3 separate regions of the Homo sapiens genome follow, and regions 1 and 2 are each linked to region 3. A link is a loop called in an ENCODE intact Hi-C map of the cell type or tissue named here. Cell type or tissue: PC-9. All regions are shown on one strand. Links, peaks and the distances in the headings refer to the core of each region. The heading gives the core; the rest is flanking DNA. Region 1 overlaps SNX10 (sorting nexin 10). Region 2 overlaps SKAP2 (src kinase associated phosphoprotein 2). Region 3 overlaps LOC105375199 (a long non-coding RNA gene).

Region 1 (10,533 bases), core at 3,440-5,939, 270 kb after region 3:
AGTGCTGGGATTACAGGTGTGAGCCACCCTGCTTGGCCTGGTGCCTTTCTTATTTGTGTCCTAGGAAGCACCTTACCCAGAAGGGCCCATTGTTTCAGTTTAGAGAGATGAAGAAAGTAAGAAATGATCACTTTTTAAATTTGAAAAAAACCTGAACCAATTATTTAAGATTAAAAATTAAAAATCAGTTTTACAGTATACTTTGTCTTCAGATAACCAGTAAAACTATCCAGAAGTGCTCCCACCTCAGTGTTGCATTATTTTAAAAATTCCATTATGTGGCAAAAGTGTGTTCTAGATTTGCTCGTGGTGCCTGATTCATTAACTTTACTTCTTGTTTTTTAAAGGATTACAAGTACCACATTGGTTAAAGCTCATTTCAGTTTTGTTTTAGTGCAGTCGTTTTGTTCAGTTCTTTCCAGTCCTACTTGCAGTTCTGAAGAATATTTCTTTGTTTATGATGCCATTACAGGAATTTGTAAGTGTCTGGGTTCGAGATCCTAGGATTCAGAAGGAGGACTTCTGGCATTCTTACATTGACTATGAGATATGTATTCATGTAAGTATGTAGTCAGTAGAAATAGTAATTTTGAGGGACTTTTATGGGATACATTTTATGGGATAAAGTTGACACTTGTAAAAGTTTTTCTCATTCAAATAACTGAATTTGAATGATTACAACTAATGCTTTTATCTTACATGAACTAGTAAGATGGTTCCTAAAGTTGAAAAATTACTTATTTGAATCCCTTATTGTTCCTTTGTTAATATTAACATTTTAATGTTTATTGCCTTCACATGTGAAGATGTGCACGCATCTAAAATGCATGGGTAAAGAGTACTTATAGCTCATTAATGGCATTTCTTATGATCTGCTATAGCATATTTCTGGATAATATAATGCCTGATAACCTTCAAGTTTGAGAGGATATAGAGTTCTTTGGAAAAGAGATGTGTGGTGTTTTATATATAGAATCAGAAGGTGGGAAATGGATATGTGCAATTATTGTGATTAATTTATCTAGAATCTGAGTAATTAATGTAACGAGTAAGCAACTAGAAATGATGTGCCTTGCGTGGATGCTACTGTATCACAATCTCTTGAAAATGTTGTGTGGTGTGTGGCCTTCTGTGACCATCTTAAACAAGGGTAAGCAAACTTCTCTGTAAAGGTAGTAAATATCTTCAGTTTGTGGGCCATACAGTTTCTGTCGAGACTACTCATTTCTGCTGTTGCAGGTGAAAAGCAGCCACAGACAGTGCATAAATGAATGAGCATAATTGTATTCCAATAAAACTTTATGTGCAAAGACAGGTGTCAGACCAGATTTGGCCCTCAGGCTGTAGTTTATTGGCCCCGATTTTGAGGATAATACTCTTTGCATCTAAACCAGATGCATATCAGATGCAAACTAAATTAGTTCAACTGGGGAGCATAGCAATTGACCCAGATTGTATCCGTGACTTCATAGCACAAGTGAAGTAAAATTTAGCCATTATTTAATCTTCCCATTGTAAATAGCTAACTTGGTATATTGGACACCCAAACACCAGCTGTAGAACTTTTCTTTTTTTAAATTCTCCTTTCTTCTCTTTTTTCTTTGAAGTTTCCCCAACTTTGAAAATAAAAGAAAAACTCAGAACTGCTTTTTTGATTGTGTTGTAAAGCCATTCCAGGATATGCCATGTATTTTGATTCTGTTTTGGTTTTACTTATAAGCTCACACTAGAGTTGCATTCTGTGTGGAAAATTATGACTATATAAGAATAAGCATTTGAAGTAAAATGAAATAGTTTTAGTTGCCTTCTAACTTTCTGTAAAAAAATTGTGCGTCCTTATCACACACTTCATGATAGGCATGAAATTTAATTATTCCCAGGAATTAATGAAAGTATAGATTCTGCTCTGCTCTATAAATAGCCTGATGTAAATTCAGAAATCTCCATCTGGAGCCAGAAATGATGGGTTCCACAAATACTATTTGATGGTGTCCTGGCACTTTTCTGAAATGCTAATAAATTGACAATGGATAAGCCTTGGCTTGGTGGACAGCAAAAACAAGCAAATAGATTTATTAGAGGAACTTAATCAGTTAGTGATCTCAGTATCCTCTAATCTTGAAGAGACTTCCACCTGTCATACAATTAAAAGTGGATGGCAGAGCTAGGGAGTTCTGGTTGGCTTCTCTTAGTTGTTAACCCATAGAGCTTTGGAGGTAGAGAAGCTGGTCTTTAACTTGTTTAAATTAACCTCAAGGGAGATGATGTCACACAACTCTGGGATCTTAACATTTACTTGGAATTTTAAATTAGTAGACCCTAGAGCTGGGTAGCCATCATAAATACTCCCCTGAACCTGCCCTGCAAATGAAGGACTTATGGATCGACCTTAGTCTGGTGTAGGTACCAGGTGGATTTTTAGTTATTGACAACCATGGTGGTTGTGAGCAGAGAAATTAAAGGGAATTTAAATGGACCCAGCCTGTGTGTGAGATGTCAGGAATCCCTGTGGTGGTCTGGGATTCTTTAGGGAGAGGGTACCGGGAAGATAACCTGCTCAAGCCTTGTTAGGGGACTAGTTCTGGTATAACATGGTCTGCAAACCTAGTCCCCAAGGAGCACAGTAGAGTGAGGCCCTGGTGTGTTATAAGTCCACCCACAGGATGTTATTTGCCACAAACTCCTTCCAGCGGGTTTTGCTGCCATATCGTTAAAGATAATGGGATTTAGACCAGTGGCTACCTTGGGGATAAGCCTTTTAACCTGTCTACATTCTGAAGTTTTCTGAACTTTACAAAGCATAAGCATACCAGGAACCATGTCATATATTTCATGAGAACAGTTTGAGAGCTAATGCACATAATTACTTAGATTTCCCAAGGAAAACAATCGCTGGGCATATTAAGTGATAGAATAATAATTTTTGAAATAGTACTGATCTTGGGGGTAAAGAATTGTTTCTCATTTAGATTAGAAAATCGGATTTTGAAATACAGAGACTAGAGATACTCATATTTTCAAAAATCAGGAGAAACAAATATTTTGGTAGTCGCTTGTTTTACTCAAAGGAGAATATTTACTCTCGTCTTATGTTTACTCAAAGGAGAATATTTACTCTCGTCTTATGTTTACGCAAAGGAGAATATTTACTCTCGTCTTATGTTTACCCAAAGGAGAAGCATTGTGGCTGAGCTTAGCATGGGGACACCATCGGTGGCTTTTTCCAAGTCTGCCTTAGGATAGCTGGAAGGAAACCAACACTTAGTAACTAACAGTATTATTAATAGATAACATTGGTCAAGTGCTTATTATCAATCCTCACAACCACCCTGTGAATTAGATATATACTAGTTCATCCCATTTTAGTACTGAGGAAACTGAAGTTTGAGTGACTTGCCCTGTAGCAGAACCAGGACTGGAATTCCGGTCGGCCTGTCCTCTATGCCAGATGTTTATCCCCACGTACCACGGTCATTCTCTGGCTCGGACGGACACGCTCCCTCTCACATACAGTAGAGAAGGGAATGCTGTTCTCTAGGATTTCTGGTGATTTGTATGATCTGCAGGGTGGCCATGTCAAGGAGATGAAGATTTCTGCAATGTCTCATAAAGGGTCATGAGGAGGTGTCTCTAAGCCCCAAAGTTTCCTCCAGCTTACGTGGATGGTGGTAAAATGCAACGGATGAACCTGAGCTCCTACCTGTCATTTATATGTTAGGATTTATTTTTTATGATTTATTCTTGAAAGCAGTGCTCATAGGTGAGTAGGAGGCTCCTTCAGGATGCAGGGAGTGGCCAGGTCATACCTCACCCTGGGGCAACACTGCTTATTTCCATCATCCTGGCTGTCTTCAGGGCTGTTATGTTCCTGGGTTATGTGCAAGATTTCAGAGTACTGGCATAAATATAAATATATGTTTGGTGGTTTAAATCCTATTTAGAGTGAATGTTGAGATCATATTGTGAATTATAGATACAAGAAATGCATTTTTTTCCTCAGGTAAGACTCATTTTTCTACTTTCTCTGTACAGACTAATAGCATGTGTTTTACAATGAAAACATCCTGTGTACGAAGAAGATATAGAGAATTCGTGTGGCTGAGGCAGAGACTCCAAAGTAATGCGTTGCTGGTGTAAGTGATTTAGAGTATACTGTGGAGACTTTGTCATTATATTCAGTATTTAAAATTGACGTTCATTAAGATATATAAGATATGAAGGATTTTTATAGGCTTTTGCCTTGATTACAATATGTAGCTTTAGTTTCTTAGCTACTGCATCTGAATTTAAAATTTATCACTTAAATTTCACCAACTTTGATGGGTATAGGCCATGAAAGGCCTCAGAAATGTTTAAAGATGGGTTTTTCTTTAAGCTGACTTCCTGATACCCTTATTATATAACTATATAATGTATAATCATAATTATAGAATAACTGTGTGATAATAATCATCATACATAATTTGCCTTCACTTTGAGGGATTTCTGTAACAGAAGCACCTTGAGTTAATCATTTAAAAACATTGTTTTTTCTTTCTCCTAAGACAACTGCCAGAACTTCCATCTAAAAACCTGTTTTTCAACATGAACAATCGCCAGCACGTGGATCAGCGTCGCCAGGGTCTGGAAGATTTCCTCAGAAAGTGAGTGTCCAGAAACTTTTGTGGCCAGACAAGGGGTGTGAGCAAGTGCTTTACAAGAGCTGCATGGTGGTGTGGGGAAGAGTGTTCCTGTTTCTGAAATGCAAATAATCTGCACTAGAGCAAAACCCAGTGGCCCATTTCCTATATTAGAGCACCATCTTGTGGCTCACATCATCTCGTACATATTTGGGACCAAGTCTTCTAGAAAGAAAACAATGAACAAATTGAATTAAATATCTGGTCCTTTAAGCTGTCAAGCAGATCTAAATTACCTGGGCGTTTAGCTGACAAAAGTAAAAATTTGCCAGGAAACAAATATGCCTAATCATCAAAAGGCACTTCTTAAAAACTGTCTTTCTTTACAATGCTTAGAATTTACAGACCAAAATCAGCTCAGTAACGGGCTGCTAATATCCTTCTGGGTTCCTCTAATAGTTTAACGCTGATCTTTGAAGGGAATGTTTATAAAGGAGTATTTGGTGGCGTGTGAACAGTCTCAGTGAGTTATTAACTCTGGATTACTCTGTGATGGTGGGTATTGCCGTTAAAGCTGCCTGAGTTCACACTACCAGTGATTTCCCTCCCCCAATCCACTCTCTGGAATGCTGGAATACCCAGAATGCTAGAGGCCATATAGCACGCTGATTTACACCTAGACTCCGAGGCCAGGCTACCTGAGTTCAGATCCTCGCTCTGCCACTTACTAGCTGGGGGCTTGGGCAGATCATTTACCTCCTCTGCCTGTGTCTTCCCATCTATAAAATGGGGTAATCATAGTACCTACCTCATAGGGTTGTTGAGAAGATTAGACAAGTTAGTGACTGTAAAGCACTCATGACAGTGTCTGGCATGCAGTGTGTGCTATCTTCATGTTGGCTGTTATTATCTTAATGCACTTAGACATGAGACAGCTTTTGCTTTCCTAATTTCCAATTTTGTAGATAAGGAAATAGGCTGAGTCATATGACTACTAGTTACTGACAGGACCCAGTCTCCTGAACTGTTTCTTTTTCTAGTAGTTTCAGGATCTGAAGTCATCTCCTTTGGGGTTCACTAAATAGGACCTTAGAGCTAGCCTGAAATAAATATACTGCCTCCTCCCCATTTGGCTCTCTCATAAAGGGTTTGGATATTAAGTATGCACATTAATATTAATATTTATTTCTATTAGATTGACTTAGTGCCTTTTCTTTGAAGGTGTCCTAGAGGCATACAGAAAGATCCAAGATTATAAATTGAGGGAGAGTGGGCCAATGAAGAGAAGCCAGAGGAATAAACATGGCAAGAGACCAGAAGAACTGATTAGCAGAGCCAAGTCCTCCGAAAACATTTCATTGTATTTTTGGGGGGTATCACAGGCATGGCAGGACAGAGACCTGGCCAAGTTTTTCCTGCCCTTTCCCCTAGAGGAGGCCTCTGATTTTAATTGTTGTCTCTATGAGGCCCAGGTGGCTGATGGCCTCTCCCTTGAGATGTGGTCCCTGCCACACAATTCTACAGAATTGCCTGTCACTCTAGTGTAGGACATGTTGTCCTCGGGGAGCTGTGGCATCTTGTCTTCTGTAGGGAAGTCTTATTTCAGGTCAGAAGGCAGCACGTACCTCTGAATTATATTGCTGGTTAAGTGCAGGGTATGTGTTTTTGACCAGGAATTACTTCGTTGTTTTGAACACAACCTTTCTATCCACAGTTGATCTACCCAAATGAATGACCCTGTGAGTGTCATTCAGCCATAGTGGGGTTATGCTTGTGCCAGGTTATTTTTGCATAGTGCATGGTTTGACTGTTTGCTGGTTGTGTTTGATGCAGATGTCATAGTAGAAAGTGTCCTGGTTCAGGAACTCAAGGAGCCGGGTTCTAGGTCTCCCATAATCATGGTTCCTGGTTTTTTTTCTAGCTGCATGTGAGCCTTGGAACAGTCACTTCATTCCTTTTAAGCCTTTGTTTGCTATAGAGTGGGATAATAGTACCCACACATAGCCAACCTCACTGGGTGGTTGTGTCCTACAGATGAAAAGGACTTGAAAAAAACTCTAAAAACCATGCAGCGATCCTTCATTCAATAGATGTTTATTAAGTGAATGCTTTGGGCCAGGCTGCGTGCCACGGACATAGGACTGCACAGAATGAACAAGTCCTTGTCCTGACACTTCCTTCTAGGGGGAGCACTGTGTACACATCCAGGGCTACGGCTAGATTCATTAACACTGAATCTGGATTGTCATCCGATTGGATTGTCAAATCATGGAATTGGCAGGGGGTTCTCTTGTGATATCATTTGTTCCCCTGTGGTATGTGAACATTTGTCTACAAGTTAATATTTCACTTTAAAAATGAAAGCTGGTGCTTCCACACAGCCTAAACCTGAAGGAAGTGAGGAGTCAAATACCACAGGGCTGGCTTCAGGCCTGAACTGAGCTCTGCGGCCCCTGCTGACCCTCCCCAGCCTCCCTTCTGTGTCCCTCAGATCTGTGCTTGCCCGGGTTGTGTAAGGTAGTACCCTCCATGTCTTTGCCCCTGGTGCCCCCTCCCCTCACCCAACCAGGGTCCACTCTAGGGAACTGGATGTGATGTGTACCTTGGCACTGTGTCTTGGCCCCAGTTTGACATCCTCTGAGCCCCCACTGGTTACCTGTTAAGTAGGGCCAGCCATCAATAGCCTGTACCTTGTTTGTAGAGGAATTTTAGGAACCACAGCATTAAAACATGGAAACATGCTTGTATTGTAGGTTTTTCGCATGCATTTTTAAAGCCTGGTTTTCATGTGAGTTTTGAAGTTATGAACCAGAAGCACTAAATATGTTCAAACCTTTTGAAACCACAATGTCTTTGTATATGTGTATATATACCTATTTTTCTTTAAGGTCATTTGTGAAATGATACATATGTAATAAGAAAGTACTGATCTTTGTAGAGGAATTGGAAAATTGTTTCTTTGACTAGGTGCCAAATAAGAATAATTTCTACCATTTATCGAACACTTTCTACGTGTTTGGCATTTTACATGTTTTAGTCTCAGTACTAAAAATCTTAGGAGTTGGGTATTATCTCAGTTTTATAGATAAAGAAATTATAGGAAAGATGGACATACTATATGAATCCCAGAACCTGGCAAATTTAAAATTAGCAGTACTCTTAAATGCTGGCTAAATTTGGTATGATTGTGAGATTTTTCAAATATATTCATTTTTCTTCAGTCTTAACTATAATCTCCCTTTTGTATTCTTGCCCCTGAGTAATTATAAACTTAAAGTCCCTTCTAATAGTTATGAAAAGAAAGTTATAGGCTAAAAAATATAAACTCAGTAAGTCTCTAACTATGAAAAATGGAATTCCTACTAATTTTTAGGTTTGAATGGGATTTTCAATTTAGGTTTGAATAGATTTGTTCATGACTGGGAGCCGCTTCCCTTCTTTACTGAATTCATCCCATTAATACAACTACATTTACCCTACAGTTTAGACTTTAGTATCATGGTTTTGTATTTCTTCAAATATTAAGGAATATTAAAGATTTTTTACAAAAGGCTAGTGTTGAACCATGACAGCTAGTTTTACACACACACGATTTTTATGTCTTTGTGTTCAATAGAGGGCACCACAGCATAGATCATGAATGTCTTCAATGAAGATTTGTAGGTTTTATTTTTTCTTATAGTAAGAGCTAAACAGGCTGAGTTAATTTTTTTTTTCTACATCAAACTGCTAACCTTCCATGTACTATGCAGTTATGTATATATATCATTGTATTGGGTTCAGCAGACCCAGGACATCCTTAGTTAGGATGAAATGATTTTGCATAGCTATATATTCTCAGCTAAACCAGCATATAATACATCTAATAAAATCATGTTGAGGAAAACTGTGCTTTTCAACTGTGTCCAGTTTAGGGAAAAAAAACAGATTTTGCTTTGTTTAGTCTAAAACTGTTATGGGGAAAGGAATAACTTCTGATTTGCACTATAAATATCTTTCTAGAAATTCTTTTAAAATCCTAGAGGCTATTTTTTATTCCTTTTATAAAGGTTTGAAAATCATATACTTTTTAAATGGAGGTTTCTACAAATGACATTTTATTGACTGTTTTACAAAGTACTCTTTATATTAGGTTTGAAATTGATTTTGGGCTATTAGATTTGTTTGTGGAAAATATGGCACAAACATGACTAAGGAAAAAATAGTATTTAATATTATGATGGTGGCAGTCACAGCCCTCTCTGATAGTAAGCCAAATAGTACTCAAAATAAATTAATTATGCTCACCTAACCAGATGGGAAAACACTCTCAAAAATTTTCATTTTAAATTTCAGAATGAACTATCTGACTAAAATAAGCATATAAATACATTTAAAAATTATTTTTGCTTATTTAAAACTCATGGAGTATGGTGGCATGAATTTAGCCAGAGAAACAGAGGAGATTCCAAAAACCAAAACTGTACCTAGCCGACTCACTGGTTTGAACTCTAGGCCTGGGGGAGTGTTCAGATGTCCCCTCCCCAGCCACATCTTTCTGGCTCTTTGGAATTGTGAGCTGGGTGAGCCTGGCTCCTTCTCTTTTCATCTGTGTGTCCTCCAGATGGCAGTATTGAGCAGAAAAAGAAAACGCTGGGAAATAATGAGTCTAATGTACAGTAAAATTGGAAATTGAATTATAGCTCAAGAAAAAGGACAGTAGCCTTGAGGTCCCGATCAACCTGGACTCTGATCACTTTTGTTTGCTGTACCCATGTGTTAAGTTACTAGCAAGTTAATAACAACACGTGAGCAGTTCAAGGCTCAGTAGAATTGCTTCAGACATGAAATAAAGCTAAAATGAATTTGTGTCCAATATCATTGGCATTAGTGCTCATTACTGTTGTGGTGTAATGCCTCAAACCATCTAAAATCAATTTTAAAGATTACCCATTATTTTATAAAGAAAATAAAACACATTTCCAACAGAAACAAAGCCACGAGTACAATCCCATGAACAGTTCCTTGTACTTATGGCAGGCAGGAAACCGCTGACAGAGGCCACAGGAAACACTCTGCTCAGACTTCACAGACTTCACGATCCAAGTTCGTATTAATGGATTGTTGCTCTATAACTCTTCTCTTAATCTGAAGTATTTAAAAACAAGAATGGTGAATATTTGTAAATGTAGAAAATAAATCTCAAAGAGTAGTAAGAGGGATTTACTACTTAGCTACTTGTACTTGGTAAATTAATCATTATCATGTGACATGGTCATCTTTTGGGAGGACCCAGGGCGGAGGACACAGAGGGAAAAAGAAGGATTTAGCTGCTTTGCTTGAGGTTTTGCCTTTTAAAAAGCACAAAGGTTTTACTTTTCCTTCTAATAGACCAGTAAAGAATATTTTCTCAAACTGTAAACCTGCTGAAGCAAAGGGGACAGCTAGATTTTGGTTTTAATACTGTGCATTTTTAGGCATTTTTGCCTTTGTTAAGAAATAATTGTTTTATTTTGTAGAAAAGGATTTGGTATTATAATGACCTTGGATTTTCACTAAATTGATATTAATGGCCAAAAGAGATTTACTTTCCTTATTACTTGTTTAAACAAGCAGAATATAAGGTAAGGTTCATTTGGTCTGAAATACATGATCTATTTTTCACAGATCGTTATATCGGAAAAATCTTATGTTGGACAAAATTCTACTTGGGTTTTAGTGTGTTAGTTTTGTCCCCTGTATCTGGTCTTAGTGTCTCCTCTTACATAATTATTGAACTATCAGTAGAGACTAAATGATCATATGTCAACATCTTTGCTAAAAGATAAACCAGTTTTTATTTAAATATAAAGGTATACTTTGATTTGATTTCATATTCTAAGATGTGCATTTCAGAGAAAACACATTCACTAATATGAATTTGAGCATCTGTAGA
Region 2 (10,212 bases), core at 7,713-10,212, 580 kb after region 3:
CTCAGATGCTGTTCAAAGCAATGAATACCCACCCCCCACCCCCCCACCAACTCCAAGTAGGAACAGATGATCAGCACCACGTGCTGAAGCCACAGGGATGCCCGTGGATTTCCAAGTGCTTTGTAGAATACAAATGAATTATCCTCATTCTTCTCCTAGCAGAGCATATAGGCCAGACCTCATTAGAATTCAATATCACTCTGCTTTTCTAATGTTAATGTACCAGTTATATAAGAAATACGTGTGTTGGTGGGGCGGGGGCTTATTCCACAATTATGTTCGACGTGATATCATAATTCTGAAAACTGGACATAATCTTTATTAAAGGAAATTATTGCATTTTGCCGTTTTATCTTTTGCTTCTAATGTAACTTAAATTCCCATTCTAATAGTGGATTATAAGGGCCTTAATTCTTTGTGTCTCTCTTAAAGCTGCAGTGACTACAATACTACTGGCTTTATGGCTTTTTAAAAAATGCCGTGACTAAAGATCAGATTGTGAGGGCTCCATGTCCATCTCACTGTGAAAGGAACACAGCACATTACATTAATAAACAACTGTAGGAGTTTTCTTCATCCAGGAATAACTCAGGGCATTAAGGCTTGAGGTCTTTTGTCTAGAGTGCAGCAAGAGGTGTAATGAAAACAAAAACACCAACACATAAAAATACAATTTATGCCCTTTTATCAAGTGAAGAAAAAGTTGGTTAACGTTTGAAAAGGGAGCAGTAATGTAAATTTATTGACAATTTTATTGTAATAATGAGATGTTTACACAGTCTGGACATTGTGGCTAAATCACTTCTAGCATGTTTATTTGCAGGGAGCTGTTTTCTGGGCAATGCGGCAGGTTCATTAAGAAGACATACAGTATTAGGATTCAAAGAAACAACCAGCTCCCATTCTCCCCTTCCCAGTTATATGTGTGTGTGTATAGTTTTAAATATATATATACTTATAAATAATGAAGTAAAATACAGAATTCCCTTCATAAGAAAAACAACTTCCCCTGTGGCCCCAAAATAGCTTGAAAATAAATGTCGTATTGGTATCTTAATACATAGCATTAGAAAGACAACCTTTAATCACTATAACTAGCTTTTAATACCTAATGTGTAAATGGTAATCTGTTTTTGACTAAGAATAAATTATGGCAGAGTTTAGGGCGGCTCTTGCTTTACCCTTTTCTTCAAAAAACAAAAAAACCCATGGTAATTGTTTTAGATGAGATGCTTCTCTTCTCAACATTTTTTTAAGAGAAAAAACTCATTCAGAGAGAAATATTTCTCTTAAGCAGCCTCAAACCAGATTAATGGATTAAAATGGCACACTTGAATAATGTGACTAAATTTATCTCTATGTGGCTCTTTCATTTTTTGTGTGTTTCTATACTAATCTTTAATATGCTGCTCTGATATGGTTTTCATGTTTCCAAACTGAGCTAAAATGAAAATGACAGATTTTCAGTTATGCAAAAATAGCAATGAAGTGTCAGTAGAAATACATTGTGAACAACATAATTTTTAGGAAAGATGTGAAATGAGAATAATCTTCTAGCATGAAACGGGTCCAATAACAAAATATTCAGGCAATTATATCAATTTTTAAAATTTCAAAACTGTTTAAAAATTAAGGCACTAAATGCTAAGCTACAATATGTTTCCAGCCTCAGTATACATCCATTAAAATTAAGTAGTATCAATACAGAGTATTTATTGCTATAGATCATAGCTTTAGGAGAAGCAAAGGATGGTATACTTATAGCTTGAAATTCTCTACTATAATCACTTAGGAAAAGTTTAGAAAACAGACTTATCTTTAATCACAGTTGCCACAATTTAGTATAGTCCCATTGTTTTCCTTTATCAAAGAGTATGTAATGATAATAATATAAACACATTATAAAAGTAATAGTTTCCCAGCTTAAACTGGTAAGGTTAAGATGGTAAGAGAAACTTTGATTTTAGAAACCAGTGGTAACAGGTACACAATGTGTCTATTTTTTAAGCTGATAGAATTGATTAATGGTTCAAAATAATCAAGGAATCACATCACAAAGCACCGTTTTAAAGAGAAGTGCTAAGAATTAACTCTATACTACCATGACATCATCCGATGTTACCAGAATTATGTACTACATCACGCTATAGATTACAATTGCTAGACTAGAAAATGGAATCTTCAGCGACTCTGCATAACAAATATACTTAATAATCTTAAATAAACTCAAACTTACTTTGATATCTTCTAAGTAATTCACATGAAAAATGAATTTTTAAAAAATCAGTTCATGAAAGCCATTATTATTTGAAGGAATATGCTCAATTTTTTAGATAATTTAAATTATTTAAGAGTCCTTTGCATCTTTTATTAGCTTTGCCTAAAGTTATAACATTAAAGCATTAAGGTTACATGTAACGAGGTTCTGGTTTGCCCTCATTTCTAGCCCCATATTTTCACAAACTACAAACCAAGATTAGTGCTATATTACAAGGCTAATTAGAGAAAATAAAATTGTGTCACTCCTAGATATGCATCTGATGTTTTTTAACTAGAAAGTGTGTATTCACACACAAACATTCATAGATAGACATCTGGAAGAAACAGTTCATAAAAGGATTAGACAATGGGCAAAGGAAGTCAGCACAAAAATTTTCCTTAGAATGTCAGTTTAAAAAAATATTACAACATATACCTAAAGACTATTATTAGCAGATTGGTGGTTTTAAATATCATGAGAAAAGTTTATTTAGAAACTTTATAGACAGAAGTAACATCTCTGTGATTAAAATCACCATTAACAGAAATTGACCATAGCTTGGAAGTCAATGACTTGATCAAAAAATGCATTGAAAATTAAAGGAGAATCAAATCTCAAACTCCTCTAGGATTATTTGCATCAATTTCTGTTATAAATAATAATACCAAGGGCTCACTAAAATTATTTCAAGTAGTATTACAGCCAATGCTGAGTATCAACATTTTTTTCCCTTGCTAGATTTCGGTGTGAAGGAGAAATTATTTGATCATTGTTTCATTTCAGTTCTCATATCTTTAAATGCAGGAAAGCCATGTTTGACGCTATTGTTGATTTTTCAAGTCACTTCTAAACATAATCTCACTTGAGCCTAACCACAATCCTGACAGGGCAGAGAGAACAGGCACCACTGGTATTCCGCAGGGAAGGAAACTTATTCTAGGGCACAAGGCACTAGAGAGTGAAACTAGAATTTTGGTTGACTCCAATTCCAGTGTTCTTACTACTACTCACTTTCAGCTGAATACTGCTGGTACAACTCTGTCTCCAACTGAAGGAAAAGAGTCCTTACTCCTAAAGGGGTAGGGTCACTCTCAGCTTCCAGAGTTATGTTACCATAACTGGTAGCAACTCTGTAAAAGACGTTCACATTATTCATATACACAGCTCTTTGCTTCCCCTCACACTTAATTCAGGAGCTACAAGCATTTTGGAATTTTTTTAAAAATATTTTCATCTGAAACAATACTGAAACCCTTGCGTTTCCCTCCCCGTTTATTTTTAAAAATACATACATAAGGAAAGATTCCCAGTTTGTTTCCCAGATAATCCCTAAGGTTCAGATATCACAAAATCAGAGAACCTTTTATGTCTTAGGACACTGCTAGTGGCTTAACCTGCTAAGAACTGTACCAAGGTAAGGTTATGTGGGGCTGTCCTTATCCTTCCCTGTGTTTATGCCCTATCTTATTCAGACTATGAATCTACTTGGGAAAGACTATGTCAAATTCTATGTTTGAAATACCCCTTGCACAGGATGGCACTTAAATGTAATTTATTCAAAATGGAATCATTTAATTAGATAGGAAGAAAAATAGCAAGCCCTGAGACGATAATAAAGAATAAAGCAAATATGCTGACCAACTGAAGCAAAGCAACAGAGAGATAATAACACACATTCACAAGATTGCTACATTTCAGGTTTTTCAATTCAGGATGCTTATAACAGGATAAACACACAGTTACACAACTTGTTTTTCTGCTGGGTTCCCAGAAAGCAGAGGGCACACTTGACGTTGTGAACTATGTAGAGCGATAAGAATTGTAACATCTCATGCCTCATATGACTCCAGCTCCTTGGAATAGCCTGAGGAGGAGGAGGAAAGTGGCGCAAGGAGATGAAAGCAGGGAGCAACAGAGACTCTACGGACCACAAGCGCTTGACCTGGGAATTAGGAATTAGTAGGGTATCCTAGATGGGACAGGTTATTTTACACCACTGAGATCTACTTGGGCAGCTGGAGATCAGGGTAATGCAGTCATTCACTCCTTGTCCTTCAGAAGCATGATGTTCTGAATAGTAGGCATGGAAACATTTCAAAGAACTCTACAGAATCAAATACCCTTTGAAAATAGAACTTTGGTACACCCCTTTCTCTTGGGCTATAAGACAGTCAGTACTATAGGGTGTATTTTAGACTATGAGAGGGCTCAATTTTACCACCTCTCTGGTTAAATTCCAGAGCCATAATAGTGAATGTTAGTCCTTACTTATCTCTTAATCTTTTCACTCTCCCCAACCCTCAGCCTCCAATCACTGAAGTACAAAATTATTTAAAAAGGACTTGTTCAAAAAACACAACAGAAGTCTTTATGAGGTCCAGTACAAGGCACTGCTTGGGTGTCCACGGAATAAGACCTTGTACGTACTTATGTATCAGATATTCCAATAAAAATTCTTCTTAAACAAATTCATATCTCAACAAGCAAAAGTCAGGTCAGACATTGCCATCACTCAGTTACAAAATTATACATGTTTTACAATGAAGTTTACTGATGGTACAGTTTGTTAACAATCCTTTATGTGTTTAAACCAATCAATTAAAACCCATCTCCTAAAAAACAACTATTTGAGACAGAAGCAGCTGGATTTGCAGTCCTCTTCAAGGCTCCCCTGGCTGGTCCCTTTACTGGGCTTCACATTGGAGGAGGTGGGAAGGATGGGAAAAGGTCCTTAGAAAAGGGTCAGTTTGGCTTGGTGTCCTCTCTGGACTCTGCTGCTTTGATTGACTTCCTATTTTCATCTGGACTGGAACGTCAAGTGTTCCTGCATAAAAGTTTCGTCTCCATTGCGGATCAGCTGCTTTGGATCTGATATGATAACCATGGTATGCTTTCCTGACTAGTGAGCCAAATTCAGCTATCCAATTGTCAATTATTGGATGATTCTTTTCACATGCTTCAGATTATTTTCTAGAAATGGTGACCTCATCAGTGGTCAACAAGCATTTGTTGTGTGCCTATTATATGCAAAGAATCCAAATAAGCATTTGGTTTTAATTCATCACAGTACTGCGCAGCAGAACAGTGTTCAATTCAGGGCAAGGAGGCTGGTGTGAGGCTTGGTTAGGTAACTCACTACCCTAAGGCTTTGGGGACAAATTATTCAGCCTGTTTCCTAATCGGGAAAATGGTAATGAATAACAGAACTTACTTCATAGGGTTGTTATAAGAATTGAATGAAAAGTGCACAGCATGACAAATAGTAAACACTCAGTAAATGTTAGCTATTACTATTACTAGTCTGACTTAAACTGTTATCATCACATTTGATGTGATAAAGAACACAAGGTTTTCTAAATAGACTCCCATGGGAGCTGGGAGGGGAGGGTAGTAGATGAGAATCTGCTTATTTGTTGGAATTTTCTCCTCCACGAAAGCAGCTGTCTTTAACCAGCATACACTAGTGTCATTAATTTTCTCCTTTGAGAGTACCTGTGTGACACTTTCCTCAAACAAGAAGTAAATTGCAGTTCAAGCTACAAAATGGCACCTGCTTTTACTCTAGCAGGAGTGATATTTTTATATTAGAAAGTTGAGGCCAATAAACAGAAAACAGACAAGGGCTGTGCTATATTGCCTCTCCGAGTAATGGATAACAAAAAAGAAAACTGAAAAGAAAAAAAAAAAAAAAAAAGAGGAGAGAAACCTAGGGAAACACCTTCCAAAGTTCCAGCATTAAGAAAGGTACTTAAGAGATGGGCTTTGGGAGCAGTTTCTATATTCACGCCTTTGCACATAGTCAAGTGTTTTGGCTTGCTCAACTTCCAGCCCCTCTCTCAACACTGAAGACCTAAACTGAGCAGTGGTATGACTAAGGCGACTTTCTGCATTTACAGTTCCTTTCATTTTGGGGACTCAAAGCACTCAAGTTAACATAATCATACAACTTTAAATAAACAGGGAGTAAAAGTTAACAAAAAGGACAAAAGCTAAATTATGATTAGATTTGGCAGCAACTGTGAAACTTCCCACTTACTTGCACAAATTTTTGATCTGCCCAAGGCGACAGCTAGAATGCTTTCAAGATCAGATGCAGGAAAGGCTTCTCTGATATTACGCAAGTGGAATGCAGGGCAGCAGTGATTTGAGATGTTTCACTGGAAAGTGAAAGTAGATCACTTGCCCCAAGCTGCCCGAGGAGGCACCTGTGCCTCTTATTTGAGGTCACAACACTGAACACAAGGGAAGAAAGGAAGGAAACATCTAAGGACAATGTACCACAACTCAACTTTCTTATTATTCACAATCTCACTCAATTCTGTTATAACAATAAAATCCAATCTACTTGTTGATAGTATTATGGGATATACTAACTGTATAAAGGCATTTTCTCTACCAGGTTTACTAGTCAAGCTCTTTTCTTCTTAAATCTCATGTCTTGAGATATTGTGGGGTGCCAAATCAGTTAATTAACAAATATTTACTGGATCCACACCATATAATGTGTACCATGCTGGCAATAAATAATATGTTTGTGTATAAGTAATGGTAGAACAGATTCTACTAGCAGAAACAAGAAAAAGCCCCTCAAACATAGCATTAATGAAATGTCATTCCATGCTACTGTGATCATATGATTTTTAAAGTATTTATCTCATCATAAAATAGTATGCTATCAGAGGTTCTAACAGATATTCTGGAAGAACTCAACTATAAAGCAGTAGGCGTATAATAAACTGGCTAAAGCTGAGATGTCTAGAAATCTCTTGTTCCCAATCCAGAGTATAAACTGTTGTGCATTTGAGTATATATTAAACTTGTATAATAATATTTTAACAATGTAGTACTTATTGTTTCTCTGTATTTTTGAATACTAAGTATATTACTATAAATAAGATCATATTCATCAAATGTTTTTATTTTATATATATATACAGTGTACACACACACACACACACACAAAGTATTCTTTCAACCTTTGAGTGAAGCTGTGTTTTCCATGGCTTGATCATGTTTTGATCTCCACTCTTCACCACCTCTTTCTTTACCATGTGGATTGCTTTCAATAGTCATGAACCTACTGAACTCAAGAGAAGCAAAAGTGATCTCTATATGGTGTGTGTCTATAACTCCAACAAATGAAATACAAATGACTGATTTATCTGAAATTTAGAACTTTAAAAATTCTCACAATGCTTCACTCAGTCTCACTGATGAAGTTCAAGCTCTTAAACAACATGTATATTAGGGTTAATTTTCTTCTAATGGCTGAACTGCAAATCTGAATTCATAATATCTAACTCAGTTCTATTTTAAATTATGACCCTGGATAGTACCAGTCTATGAATAAGTAGCAAGTAGTAGAGTGCAGAAATTACATGAAATTATATAAAAAGTAGAAATCATAAGAACTAAGAGTGAGCCTTTGTACACATTTAAGAAACAGTTGAATGGATGCCCTACTCTTTGTGCAAGGCTATATTCAAAGTGGTTGTGTAATGATAGCAAAAAGTGAAACAAAACAAAACATGAAACAAAAACGAAACCCCATATATATGGATTTCACCTACACATGGTTGAAAAGTGATTTCTTTTTCCCATGGTCCTATAATACTTTATGTAATTATCTGTAATTAAATTAGCACACAGTAAAAATAATCAGCTTCCAATAAAATAAAGTATTCAAAACAATTGCTGGACTAAATGACATTCTTTTTCTATGAAAGAAAGTGTCATATGCAGCAAAGTGGCAAAAATAGAACGGAGTGAGCTGTGTTAAGTGTAAATCCTAAAGCAATGAAAGTCATTTGTATTATCCTTACTTCTTTGAATAAATTCAGATGACAGCCCTATTTCATTTCTTCATTCAGTTTGGCGGCCAGATGGCATTAGAATCATTTACTTCACCTTGTTGTGCTTAATTACTACAATCAACACACTATTTTCCAAATTAATCATAACAAAGTAATTTCATTAGTAACACAGCAGGCTGTTGAATTATTAGCATCATAACAGTTTGCAAACAATTAAACTTTATTTGAACCTTAAAAATTTGCAGAGTGGAACATTATTGTAAGATCTAATGGCAATAGAGTACAAATTCAGTACAGAGCAAATAATCAAGCAAAATGCTATATAAAATATGACTTACAATCACCTTTGAAAAAAATTAGCTCTCTAACTGTTCACAGAAAAACAAATAAAAGCTAAGCAAACATAATGAGACCATAGCAATTAGCATATTTTCTAACAAGCCATGTTGTTTAAATTTATATTAATGATATTATTATGATCTTGAAGAGTATGTGATATATTGTCAAGGGTGTAAAGAAAACTCTCCCTGGTTTGTATACAAATGATTTCATCAAATGAATATAAAGCAGTCATGAATTGAAAGTAATGATTATTTGTCCTGTCACTCCAGTTTTAAGTCTTTTCTTTCCTTTCTTATGTCTCCCACCTATATTCAAGTTTTAAAAGAACAAAGGCCGGTGGAGATCTGAACAGAAATAACACCTTATTTCTGTATTGTCACTGTTCACGAGACTATCTGGCTTGGAACTGTTGGTCATCAGTTGGCAAAGGACTCCCTCTCCTGGATTAACTGTAAAAGGAGGCAGAAATCTAGATGCTTTCCATCATGGGCGAGTTTGTGCCATGGGGGAAGGGTTTCAAGAGGTTTTGTCTGCAATGAAAAGCTGCTGCCATCTACTGGCCTAGGACTAAAAACTTCTTTTCAACCCAAAGCACAAACCCAAATCCACAAAGGCTACATTGTCATGGGAAACAACGGCTTTTGCTTTTCAGCTGCTCAAGTTTTGAAAACCAGTCCACTAAAGTCGTCTTTGGTTGTCTAACTTTTGCCAAGATAATTTCAGTCTATTTCAATGGCACTATATGAGGAAAAGGTAAGAACTGCACAAATGTAACTTCTGAAAACTTTAACTTCACAATGTCTCTCTATATAAACTTGTTTACTCACAATCCCTAAAATCAAATTTCTTTTTTTTTTTCACATTTGAGATTGGATGATCATGATATTGAGGGGGTAATGGTAAAGCAGACCCTCTCAAACACTGCTTATAAACAGTTTTACACAAATAATGGAGATTTTAAAATATTACCAGCTCAGATACATGTTTAGAATCTTTATAAAGCAAAGATATTGAAAAGTTCCATAAAGATAATACCTGATAGGTAATGATTCAATATTAGGAGTTTATGTGTAGTCCAAATAATTATCTAACCAGCAATGCATTTTGACATATGTTAAGGCTACATTGGTATCTCATAGGTATTTTAAACACCTCTGATTTCAAATATACATGAAAAGGTAATTATATGATTCTACAAATCTTGCTCAGGCAGCACAGAGTATAACTCAAATGTCAGGCTAACACTACCTTTCTACTCACCTGTTGGTACATGCTACCACTGGGATTTCTACACTCTCCTCTGCAAACCCTTCCTTTCTTTTCAGTGCTCTGAGAAGTATATAGAAAAGCCTCAAATCTGCTGTTCTGCAGTGGGATGTAAATAGTATAGCAATAAGGCAAGATAAGAGAGTGCTTGGTTATGCCTTTTTACTTTGAGAATACACTGAGATTCTGTTTTTTTTTTTTTTTTTTTCTGAGATGGAGTCTCACTCTGTCGCCCAGGCTGGAGTGCAGTGGCGCGATCTTGGCTCACTGCAACCTCTGCCTACCTTGTTCAAGCAATTCTCGTGCCTTGGCCTCCCAAGTAGCTGGGACTGCAGGTGAACATTACCACACTTGGCTAATTTTTAGTAGAGACAGGGTTTCACCATGTTGGCCTGGCTGGGAGATTCTTTATACCATTTTGTTAGTGGTAGGGTGGTATTTCTTAGGAATTTTTTGTTTCATTAAATTTAAACAAAAGTACAGTAGAAAATGTTGCCAGGCCCATCATCGCACCAGGATATTTGTACGGTA
Region 3 (10,533 bases), core at 3,207-5,706:
ATCTGCTGCTCTAGAATATGTTACTCCCCAGAATATAGCAATCTAGTCCTGAAAAATCCAAGCGACTAGATCATGCCCAGGTTTGCAAATCACATATTCAAGGGAAACTGAACTTCATTCAGGAAGCCACACATGACGAAGGCTGACAATTGAAGGGAAAGGAGCCATTGGCGACTGAGGCCACTGAGGGAGTGCATGGGAACACCAGGCTTCAGGACTGAGCAACTGGGAGCAGGCACTGGCAACCCAGGCTAGACAAGCCAGAGCTAAATGGCATCTGCTGCCTCTTTCTGTGAAGCTGCTGTTCTGAGCCAACAGTCAATGGGGCCTCATCTAGCTCACGGGCAGCTGTAGTTGATTTGAGTTTGACACAGGTGGGCCAGCCTCTCCGGGCCTCCGACTTCAGTATGCTGGATACTTCACCTGGATACTTGTCAAACATCTGGGTTCCTGGTCCTGGCTCCAGAAATTCTGACTCAGTTGGGAAGGGGAGAGAAGGAGATGGTAGAGTTCACAACCAACCCACACTTGGAAATCACTGGAAAAAAACAAAGCATTCCATTTCCCTGATGGCAACTAGGGCAGTTTCCATCTCTCAGCAAGTATGTATTAGGCAAGCATATGGGACTAGGAGTGTGCTAGGCGCTGCCAGGAATGTTTTGGATTTTTTAAAAATATATCTTAGGGCCTTCTGTTAAGGAGCATATAAGTGAGCTGTGTGATATGCTTGCATGTGTGTAATTTAATTACGAAAGGGCAGGAAAATAGGGAAATAAAAGGGGGAGATGACAAATAGATAAAGGTACACACGTCCCTTTTTCTCTCATAACGTTTGGGGAGCAAAATCATGTTCTCTTCTATTCATCTAAAATAACAAAAAGGGTAGTGATGTGAATGAGGCCAGGGAGTTCCTCAGAGGCCCTTCCTTAAACAGAAGGTGATTAACTAATAGTCACAGAACAAGCATGTGGAGTGCAGGTCCAGACAAGCAGATCCCATATCCAGGCCTGCTGGGAACAAGAACAGAGAGAGGACCCATCTCTGCCTGGCTAATGTGTGACTTAAAGCATCGTTAGTTCTTTTGACAAATATTAAGATGGAGAACTGAACTTCAGCGCTCATTATGCAGCAGAGATTAAAGCCCAGATGTGGTCAATTATGTGCTCAAGGCCACACAGATGGAGCCAAGACTTGAACTTAAAGCCCCTTTGATGACCATATTTGACCTACACTGTTTTTTCAAGATATGAATAGCTAGCTGGCCACATATACAAAAATAAACAAAGCTAAGACCAGCACCTACAGTACAGTATTACCTGGAACATGGTAGGCACTCAATAAATATTTGTCAGATGAATTAATGTGCCATTTAAAAGATACACAATATTGGGTCAGACGGCTGTGAAAGCCTTCGTCCAGCACCTGATGGCTTCCCCACAAACATGCCTAATAATCAAACAAGCTGCACTGATCCCTTTTTTATGTTCCCAGAACAATAATAATAGCTAACACTGTTAAACACTTACTAGGGGCCAGACACTTGCTTTACACATGTTGACTTAATCTTTATAACAATCCTATGAAACAGGAACTATGATCATCACCATTTCACAGAAGAGGAAACTGAGGCACAGAGAGGTTAAAGCAGCACAGAGCCTTACTTCACAATGCTTATAAGAAAAATTCTAGGACAATTAAATTCTAACTGATGGGTGCAGCATGGGATTTATTATCCAAATAGGAATTTGGTTGTATTAAAGCAATAGGAATTAGCCTGTGGGAAAAATCATCCTAGGCTGTAGAATTAGAGAAAAGGTCACAGTGGAGGTGGGATTTAAGCTACTTCTGAAGATAGAGGCCAGACTGAAGGATAAGGGAAACGGCATAAACAAAGGCCTGGGGCCAAAATATAGAAGGTGTGCCCAGAGACCTTCTGCCTGGAATGGAAACTGTGCCTCAGGGATTAGCAAGACGTAAATTTGGATACTGTGGGGTAGAGTCGGAGTACAGAGGACTTAGACACAGGCTAGGGAGCTTGGTTGGTTGTTTAAGAAGCCTGTCTGGTTTCTTGACTAGGAAATAGCCCAACAAGAAGTGAACTTAAGGGGCATTAGCTTGGCCAACAGCCTGTAAGAACAGTGGGAGAGGGCAGCGGCTTGAAGGCCTGGAGACCAATATGGCAGAGGCTGCATTAATCCAGGCCTGGAGACAACAGAAATGGAGAAAAGACACAGCTGTGAGAATATGTTATTAAAAATTCAGTAGCCATGCTGAGTACCTCCTCTGGGCCAGGCCAGTTGGGGCTATGAGCTCACTAGTTGGGGCTATGAGGTAAGTGTACCTACAAGGTAACCTCGAGACCAAGCCTGTGAGCTTACCTCGCTGCATCCTCACCGCAAACCTGGGAGAAGGGGTGTTATTGTCCCCATCCTAAAGAAAAGAAAACCAAGGCCCCAACTTCACCCACCTATGCTTCCAATGACATAAACAGGCTCTGGCAATGCATTGGATGCCTCAATTTCTTATCAAGAATAGCTCCTTTTTGCTTCTTCAAAGCCATTTGAGGTCAGGGAGGTAGTTGGAGGTTGATATGGTTTGGCTGTGTCCCCACCCAAATCTCAACTTGAATTGTTTCTCCCAGAATTCCCACGTGTTGTGGGAGGGACCCAGGGGGAAGTAACTGAATCATGGGGGCTGGTCTTTCCTGTGCTGTTCTTGTGATAGTGAGTAAGTCTCATGAGATCTGATGGGTTTATCAGGGTTTCCGCTTTGGCTTCTTCCTCATTTTTCTCTTGCTGCCACCACGTAAAAAGTGACTTTCACCTCCACCACGATTCTGAGGCCTCCCCAGCCATGTGGAACTATAAGCACAATTAAACCTCTTTTTATTCCCAGTTTCAGGTGTGCCTTTATCAGCAGCGCAAAAACGAACTGATATAGAGGTGATGAATTCTGTTTGGTGTTTATTGTGTCTGAGCTAACAGAAGGACACGCTGGTTCAGGGAGTTGAGAATCCTAGCCAGCATTCTCACAGCATCATCTCTGAGATTAGAGGAGCCTGCCCAACTGAGAGATAGTGACTGTGGCTAGGAAGGCTCTGTGAGAAGGGAAGAAACTGGCCCTTATCGACCATCCTTGACCTTTGCATCTCAAATCTCATTTAATCCATATAAAATGGGTATTGCTTAGGCCCTTTGAAAGCTAACATGCTGGGCCGGGCACGGTGGCTCACGCCTGTAATCCCAGCACTTTGGGAGGCCGAGGCAGATCAGTTACCTGAGGTCAGGAGTTTGAGACCAGCCTGACCAACATGGCAAAACCCTGTCTCTACTGAAAATACAAAAATTAGCTGGGTGTTCCCCGTCTCTACTAAAAATACAAAAATTAGCCGGGCGTGGTGGCGCGCGCCTGTAGTCCCAGCTACACGGGAGGCTGAGGCAGGAGAATGGCGTGAACCCGAGAGGCGGAGCTTGCAGTGAGTCGAGATCGCACCACTGCACTCCAGCCTGGGCGACAGAGCGAAACTCCATCTCAAAAAAAAAAAAAAAAAAAATTAGCTGGGTGTTGTGGTGGGTGCCTGTAATCCCAGCTACTCGAGAGGCTGAGGCAGGAGAATCAGTTGAACCCGGGAGGCAGAGGTTGCAGTGAGCCGAGATTGTACCATTGCACTGCAGCCTGGGTGACAAAGCGAGACTCCATCTCAAGAAAAAAAAAAAATAACATGCTGAGCATTAAGTAGCTAGCCCACAGAGAAACTGGGCTAGACCCCAGCCAGACACTTCCTACCCGAGAAGCCATACACAGCAGGGTGCGGTTTGGCTCGTCTAGGAATAAGTGAGCCCTTCTCACGGAACTGCTCTTGAGTTGAGGGCCCTTTTGCCACAAGCTGTGGGTTGAAAGGTGTAGGCAAAAGTTCACCTTTTAATCCACAGCTTGGTGATCCTTTTCTGAAAGAATTCTGGCTCTTCAATGCAGGTATAGTCAAGAAAAGAAAGTAGTCAAGAAAAGTCTTACCAAAGCAACATAGCTTAGTAAATTGCATATGTACATTTTCTTCTCTTTTATGAACATTCTTATTCCATGATTAGACAACAGCTCTTTAAAAATCGAGACAGCAAAAACGGTGACAGATTTGTCCCTGTCTTGCAAATACGACCCTTTCAGGGGTCTTTGTAAGTTGTGGAAAAGTAAGTCTGCCAATCCACCAGCAGATGTCTCTGTTTTGCCTAAATGAATAGGGCTCCCTCTGTTCTCAGCCACTCCATTTCAGATCCAATTAAACAAAACCCTTTCTCCGATTGTCCCCAGAGATCCCAACATGCTTAAAAGCAAAGAATTTTCTTCCTCCTTAATTTTTAAAATGGAGAAATGTAATGGAATAGTTTCTCATTCTCCTAAAAATCAGCATTCAAGTCTCATATACCCATTTCTTGTAAATCTTATAAAACCAAGCTTATACTGGTAGTTGCCAGGGGCTGGAGGAAGAAAGGAATGGAGAGTTATTATTTAATGGATACGGAGTTTCCGTTTTATAAGATGAAAAGAGTAGAGATTGATGGTGGTGACAGTTGCACAATATTATAAATGTATTTACTACCACTAACCGTACACTAGAAATGGATAAGATGGTAAATTTTACGTTTGTGTATTTTATCACAATAAAAAAAAATTGAGGGAGAAAAAAGCCAACCTTATACCAAAGAATATATTACCCTCAACTTTAGTCCTTACTGTAAATTCCACTCATGAATTGGCAAAATTAGCTTAAGGAAAGTAGATTTCGATAAAAGTTTAAATTCTGTGCTCTCAAAGTAAAAGTTTATTAGTGGACCACCTTTTGTGAATAAATAAGTCCATCTTGAGTGGAGATGGAACATCTCCTTTTGGAAGATTTTGTGATAGAAGAGATGCTGAAAAAGAATTTAACCTCGTGATGGAAGTCATTTTTCATTTAAAGTATCTCTACCGTGTATGATCCAGAGGCTCTGTTACTTTCTTCCTGTTATGCCTTTTCCCCTCAATAACTCTAAATTTAAAAATTAAGTAGAAAATACTAATTAATATTTGCTGAGTTTTTTTCTCCCTAAGCAAATTAGAGCCCCGTTTTCAGTCAATCCATGTGACCCTTGAGAAATGCCTCCCCTGTGTCAAAGCATGCCTGGTCCTGTAGGAACCCTTTTCAGCCAGCAGGACCCTCAGGAGACAGGGAAACCTTCTTGTCTAGAACCTCCAAACAGGAAGTGCCAAAAACTAAAACCTTGCCCGAGGCAAAGTGTTCTTGTCAAGATTCAGGTTTCTATGGCCACACCTTTTTACATCCTGACCACTAAGCCAAACTCATCGATTTCTATTTCACACTCAAAAACACACGTACACATGAAAAGGAGCACTTTAGGAATAGACTGACCCTAAGAGAAATAAAACCTCAAGAACTTCCAGTAAATTTATTCAGAAGATCTCAATATTGCACTTAAAATTCTATTTCAGTTCAACGAATCAACTTACATTGAAAAATGCATTTTCAAATGGAGGGCACATTAGGGATCTCAGCCCAAACATAGCTTGGGTGTTTTTCCAGCTGAATGTTGGCCTGACTCTCATACTAACCTCTCCTGTGTATGAGAGAGAGCATCAGCCTTGATGCAGCATTGATCCAATTCTCCTGTGCTAAGCATGTCTCGATTTCACGTAATCACTGTATATCACTTTCCTTTGTATTCAGGGTAGAAGCTGCCATCGGTGTTATTTCCTTGCATAACCCCCTGTTCTAGCTCGAACTGTACTAATGAGTGACCAGAATTTACTGCCACGTTGGACAACAGGGCCAGCTATGCTTTAAATGTTTCTTTTCACCGAAATAACCAGAACGTGTCAATCAGCTAATATTATGCCACCAGTGGCATCTCATTAAAACCTCTTTTTTATTTTTAGCTAGATTCTGTCAGGTGAACACCATCCAACTATTCAAATGTTGCTCCCCTTACAGAAGCTTTCAGAGGAATTTGGAGCTGAAGTTGCCAGCAACAGAGAGGGCCACAGCTAACGCGATAGAGCTGCTCACAGTGTTAGACCAGGCCTATGAAAACTTTGCACCGCAGATCCTCCCCAGGTGTAATCTAGGTGGGAGAAAGGCCTTCTAGCTCTGTAGTTGTCCTATCAAAAAACAAAAGTTTCTCCATGGAAAGCTCCACTTGTGGCCAAAGAGAAGAGGAATTGGAGACCTGGCAGGGAGGAGCTGTCAGAGCCCAGGGGGAGAGTGTGAAGCCATGGTCCTGGTGGCCAGACAGGCCTGCTTAGAGCCTGGCTCTGTCACCTGTTACTATGTGGCCTTCAACAAGTCACTTAAACTCTTAGATCTCAGTTTCTTCATTTATCAAATGGCAAAAACAAAATCCATCATGCTGGTATAATGGGGATACTTTTCTACAAATAGTAAATGCATGCATTTTTTACTAAATATCTTGTATATATATGTGTATACAAATTATAAACTAACTATAGATTTTCACAGCAAACATACCCAGATTAAGAAACAATGTAACCAGCACCTCATTCCCTCCTAAGAGTAACACATCCTGACACTTAACAAGATAGACTAGTTTTGCCTCATTTTGAACTTGATCTAAATGGAATCTTACAGTATGTACTCCTTGTGTCTGGCTTTTTTTATCCAGCATGATATTTTCTCTAAGAAATATCCGTGTTGTTGTGAGAAGCAATAGATTATTCCTACTCATTGTTATACAATATTCCATTGTATGTCTTTTAAAAAATATATACCATTGTATATGTATATATATATACATTCCATTGTATGTTTTTTTAAAAATATATACCATGGTATATGTATATATATTCCATTGTATGTTTTTTTAAAAGTCTATTTAAACAATATTCCCTTCAGTCTACTTCCTCCAAGGCCAAGTACTGTGTTTTTTTGTTTTGTTGTGTGTATGTGTGGGTGTGTTGTTTGTTTGTTTGTTTTTGGAGTCTTGCTCTGTCGCCCAGGCTGGAGTGCAGTGGCACGATCTCGGGTCACTGCCACCTCTGCTTCCCAGGTTCAAGCCACTGCATTCCAGCCTGGGAGACAGAGTGACACTCCATCTCAAAAAAAAAAAAGGTAGATATTACTATGAGAGTTATTACCTTACCATCATCATTGTTACGACTACAATAACTCAGATAACCCAAAGCAGCTCTGTTCTCTTGGGCATATTAGGAGAGCACCTCCCAACATATTCTTAGGAGGATCTGTAGTTGCTTCCCCTAAAGGAGCAATTAAAGATGGCTGTGCTGATCCTACAGTTCTCCCCAGACCCCCTCTTCACCATTCCCCTGTCCTTCTCTGCCTTTCCTCCTCCACCTTTCTTTACCCATTCCCCCCAACTCCTCGCCTCAAAGCATCTTGGCTGTTTTCTTCTGGGAAATGTGGTAGTCTACAGCGAGACCACCTCAATTAAAGAAGAAACCAGAGGGCCTCCAAGAAAGGGGAGCCAAATGAAACGCTCTTTCCAAAAGCATGTATGTCTGTATGATCACAGCGGCTTCCAAAACACCCAAAACTGAAGAAAAAGTGATGCTTAAATTATGTTTGAGCGTTGATGATACCTGAAACTCAGAAAATCTTTAATCTTCCACAGCAAAAAATGAGCTTACTATGTATACTTGCTTAAAGTCCTCGCATATGTAGACTGATTATCCAACCTCCCTCTCGTTTCCATCATTGAGTATCATGAATTTGTATTTGAATTCCTTCTCTTTGTCTAAACTTTGAAGGTCACCATGTTTCTATTCCCCGTCCCATATCACCACCAACTTTTGCTGGATGCAGTATTGTTCACATCAGTAGATCTAAAATATTATCTATTATTATAACCCTCTTAAAGACACCTATACTCCTGTGCCCAGGGTTGCTGAGTATTCAGGATTCTCCATTACAATCTTAATCTTGACTTTCTCTTTCATCGTTCCTATAAATTAACTTATAATTTTTCACACTAGGTGTCCCAATTTGGGGTTCTGAAAATATGGTCTATGTGTCTTTCTATTCTCATTTCAAAAGAGGCCAGAGCAATTTTTCAATATCTTACATACAAAGAGAAAAGGAATGTTTAGGGAAAGATTTCCAGGACCTCATAACAGTTCCCCACTGTTCTCTAAGATGGTTGTTAAAAAGCTCACTTTGTGAACCCAGGTGGCCAGAAAATCAAATCAAGAAACTAGAGTATTGTATTCGCCAAGCTGTTACACTAGAGCAGACTGAGCAACTTGGCTCAGCAGGCCATGGGCATCATTCCTCCTTGGTGGCTCCTCTGGAAGTCGTGGACTCTTGCTCCACCTCGCTTTTCTTCTCCATCAAATGGGACTAACGAGGACATTGTGAAACATAATTGCTGTTTATGGAGAGCCTCGGCATCTGAGATGAAAGGCATTTGAACCAGGTAAAGCTTGTTCAAGATGAGTTAATGCTTTGATTAGTGGAGTTCAAGGAAGAAAAGTATACCCCATGTCATCTGAGAATGATCCTGCTGGCTGGGAGAAGCAAGGTTTCACTTTACAGAGGACTTGTGGGGATTTTTTTGTTCTCTTTTAAATGGTGTTCACAATGCTGGAATTTCTTTCCATGCTTGACGTTAGAGGAAATCCTCGAACATGAAGGAAAATCTAACTCATTAGAACCTGGCGACATTCAAATCATTTTTTCCATATAGCCAAGCACATAGTAAGTGCTCAGTAAAGATTTATTCCATGGCCCAATAAATTATTTGCTCAAATCTGGCCCAATGTCCAGAAACAGGTCCAAAGATTGACATAGCTGGGCGCGCTGGCCACACCTGTAATCCCAGCATTTTGGGAAGCCCAGGCGGGCAGATCATGAGGTCAAGAGATCGAGACAATCCTGGCCAACATGGTGAAACCCCGTCTCTACCAAAAATACAAAAATTAGCTGGGCCTGATGGTGTGCGCCTGTAGTCCCAGCTACTCGGGAGGCTGAGGCAGGAGAATTGCTTGAACCCAGGAGGCAGAGGTTCTAGTGAGCCGAAATCACATCGCTGCACTCCAGCCTGGGTGACAGAGCAAGACTGCATCTCAAAAAAAAAAAAAAAAGAAAGAAAAAGATTGACATAACACTTTCATATCAAAAAAAGATGAAGAATCCAATGAAACACATGACATGATGATTTTGAGTTATGAAAAATATTCATGCTCCATTAAGAATCATATAGAAAGCCACTCACATATTTCCACAGGCTATGCATGCAAACAACAGCAAACTGACACACAGTTCAAGTTATTTGCAGTATTGCGTCCATAGAGAGAGAAACTCTAAAGTTCTGTGACAGATTTTTAAACAAAACATCAGAACTTACACATCCTCATTAGTACAAACCTCAGGAGGCTACATCTTTATTCCAACAATGATATCATTGTTCAACGCATTTTAAAATTCCTCTTTAGAAACACTACACAGAGCCAGCGGCCTGTTCTTTTTAATATCTGCTGTAGTGGCAAATCTTCATATTTGGAGGGTAAATTTGATTCTTGTAGATAACAAAAGGGCATTAGGAATTGGTTGGTGATTGAGAATCCTAGATTATAAACCAAAAGGGAAATGTGATTGCCATGTAATAAGAATTTATTTTCTTACATGGCTTTTTACACTGGCTCTAAAAGCAAATCCAGAGAAATAGTTCCAGAAATGATTTTTGAGGGTTGATTTAGTAAATCTATCCACTCCACAGAAGGGACAAAACAAGCAAGAAGAACGCATCATAAGCATCATTACATCTAACATCTGTACATTAGGGTCTGCATTTACAATGTATCTAGCATAATAGTGCCTCATTTACGTTCGCATCTGCCCCCACCTTGGCCTGACCCATGGTTCAAATAACCTCAAAGGTATCTACAAAATACAATACTGAGGGCCGGGCATGGTGGCTCACACCTGTAATCCCAGCATTTTGGGAAACCAGCCTGGCCAACATGGTGAAACTCCCTCTCTACTAAAAATACAAAAATTAGCCAGGCATGGTGGTGCACACCTGTAATCCCAGCCATTCAGGAGGCTGAGGCAGAGAAAATGCTTGAACCTACAAGGCAGAGTTTGCAATGAGCCAAGATTGTGCCACTGCACTCCAACATGGACAACAGAGCAAGACTTTGTCTCAAAAAAAAAAAATACAGTTTTTTTGTAGCCCTCTATAATTGATATATTTTTAAATAGTCAATAATAAAAATGTATCAATACTCCTCTATTGTATCAGGAACAGAGAAGTCATCTTTCAACTAGGTGACATTGTAGTGAGTGAAACCTCCTCATCATATACAAAGGCTAAACCAGCAGAGCAAAGGAGGAAAACAGGAAGTGAAAAGGCCACGAGAAATGTGAGATCTTAAATCCAAATCAAATATCTTTGTTCTTTGTTGTTACCCTTAGAGTCATTTCTTTTTTTTTTTTTTTTTTTTTTGAGACAGAGTCTTGCTCTGTCACCCAGGCTGGAGTGCAATGGTGCGATCTCAGCTCACTGC

Evidence for each region. Hi-C counts contacts between places; a loop is a spot of excess contacts. Peaks named below come from ENCODE experiments on the same cell type or tissue, not always from the same donor. Only the 100,000 strongest peaks of a DNase experiment are listed, where the experiment ranks them.
Region 1: it touches region 3 in a loop (9-fold over the local background); 101 of 110 quality-filtered maps call a loop at or near these places.
Region 2: a loop joins it to region 3, with 6 times the contacts of the local background. A loop is called at or near these places in 36 of 110 quality-filtered maps.

Annotation. Positions count from the first base shown.
Region 1 is chr7:26,360,503-26,371,035 of GRCh38, forward strand. SNX10 (sorting nexin 10) reads left to right here. Exons shown (of 7, transcript NM_013322.3): 3 at 473-559; 4 at 4,033-4,133; 5 at 4,545-4,643. Among named protein-coding and RNA genes, the nearest start is that of LINC02981, 33 kb to the right of the region's middle. In PC-9, for the core only: CTCF peaks have their summits at 4,803 (motif pointing left) and 5,015; a DNase peak (open chromatin) is centred at 4,789.
Region 2 is chr7:26,658,793-26,669,004 of GRCh38, forward strand. It overlaps SKAP2 (src kinase associated phosphoprotein 2), which reads right to left. Exons shown (of 13, transcript NM_003930.5): 13 at 8,276-10,212. Among named protein-coding and RNA genes, the nearest start is that of LINC02860, 26 kb to the left of the region's middle. In PC-9, for the core only: CTCF peaks have their summits at 8,894 and 9,094; a DNase peak (open chromatin) is centred at 8,909.
Region 3 is chr7:26,086,926-26,097,458 of GRCh38, forward strand. The region is part of intron 1 of LOC105375199 (a long non-coding RNA gene); the gene reads right to left. Among named protein-coding and RNA genes, the nearest start is that of NFE2L3, 60 kb to the right of the region's middle. In PC-9, for the core only: CTCF peaks have their summits at 4,161, 4,361, 5,171 and 5,371; DNase peaks (open chromatin) are centred at 4,206 and 5,256; H3K27ac peaks cover 526 bases.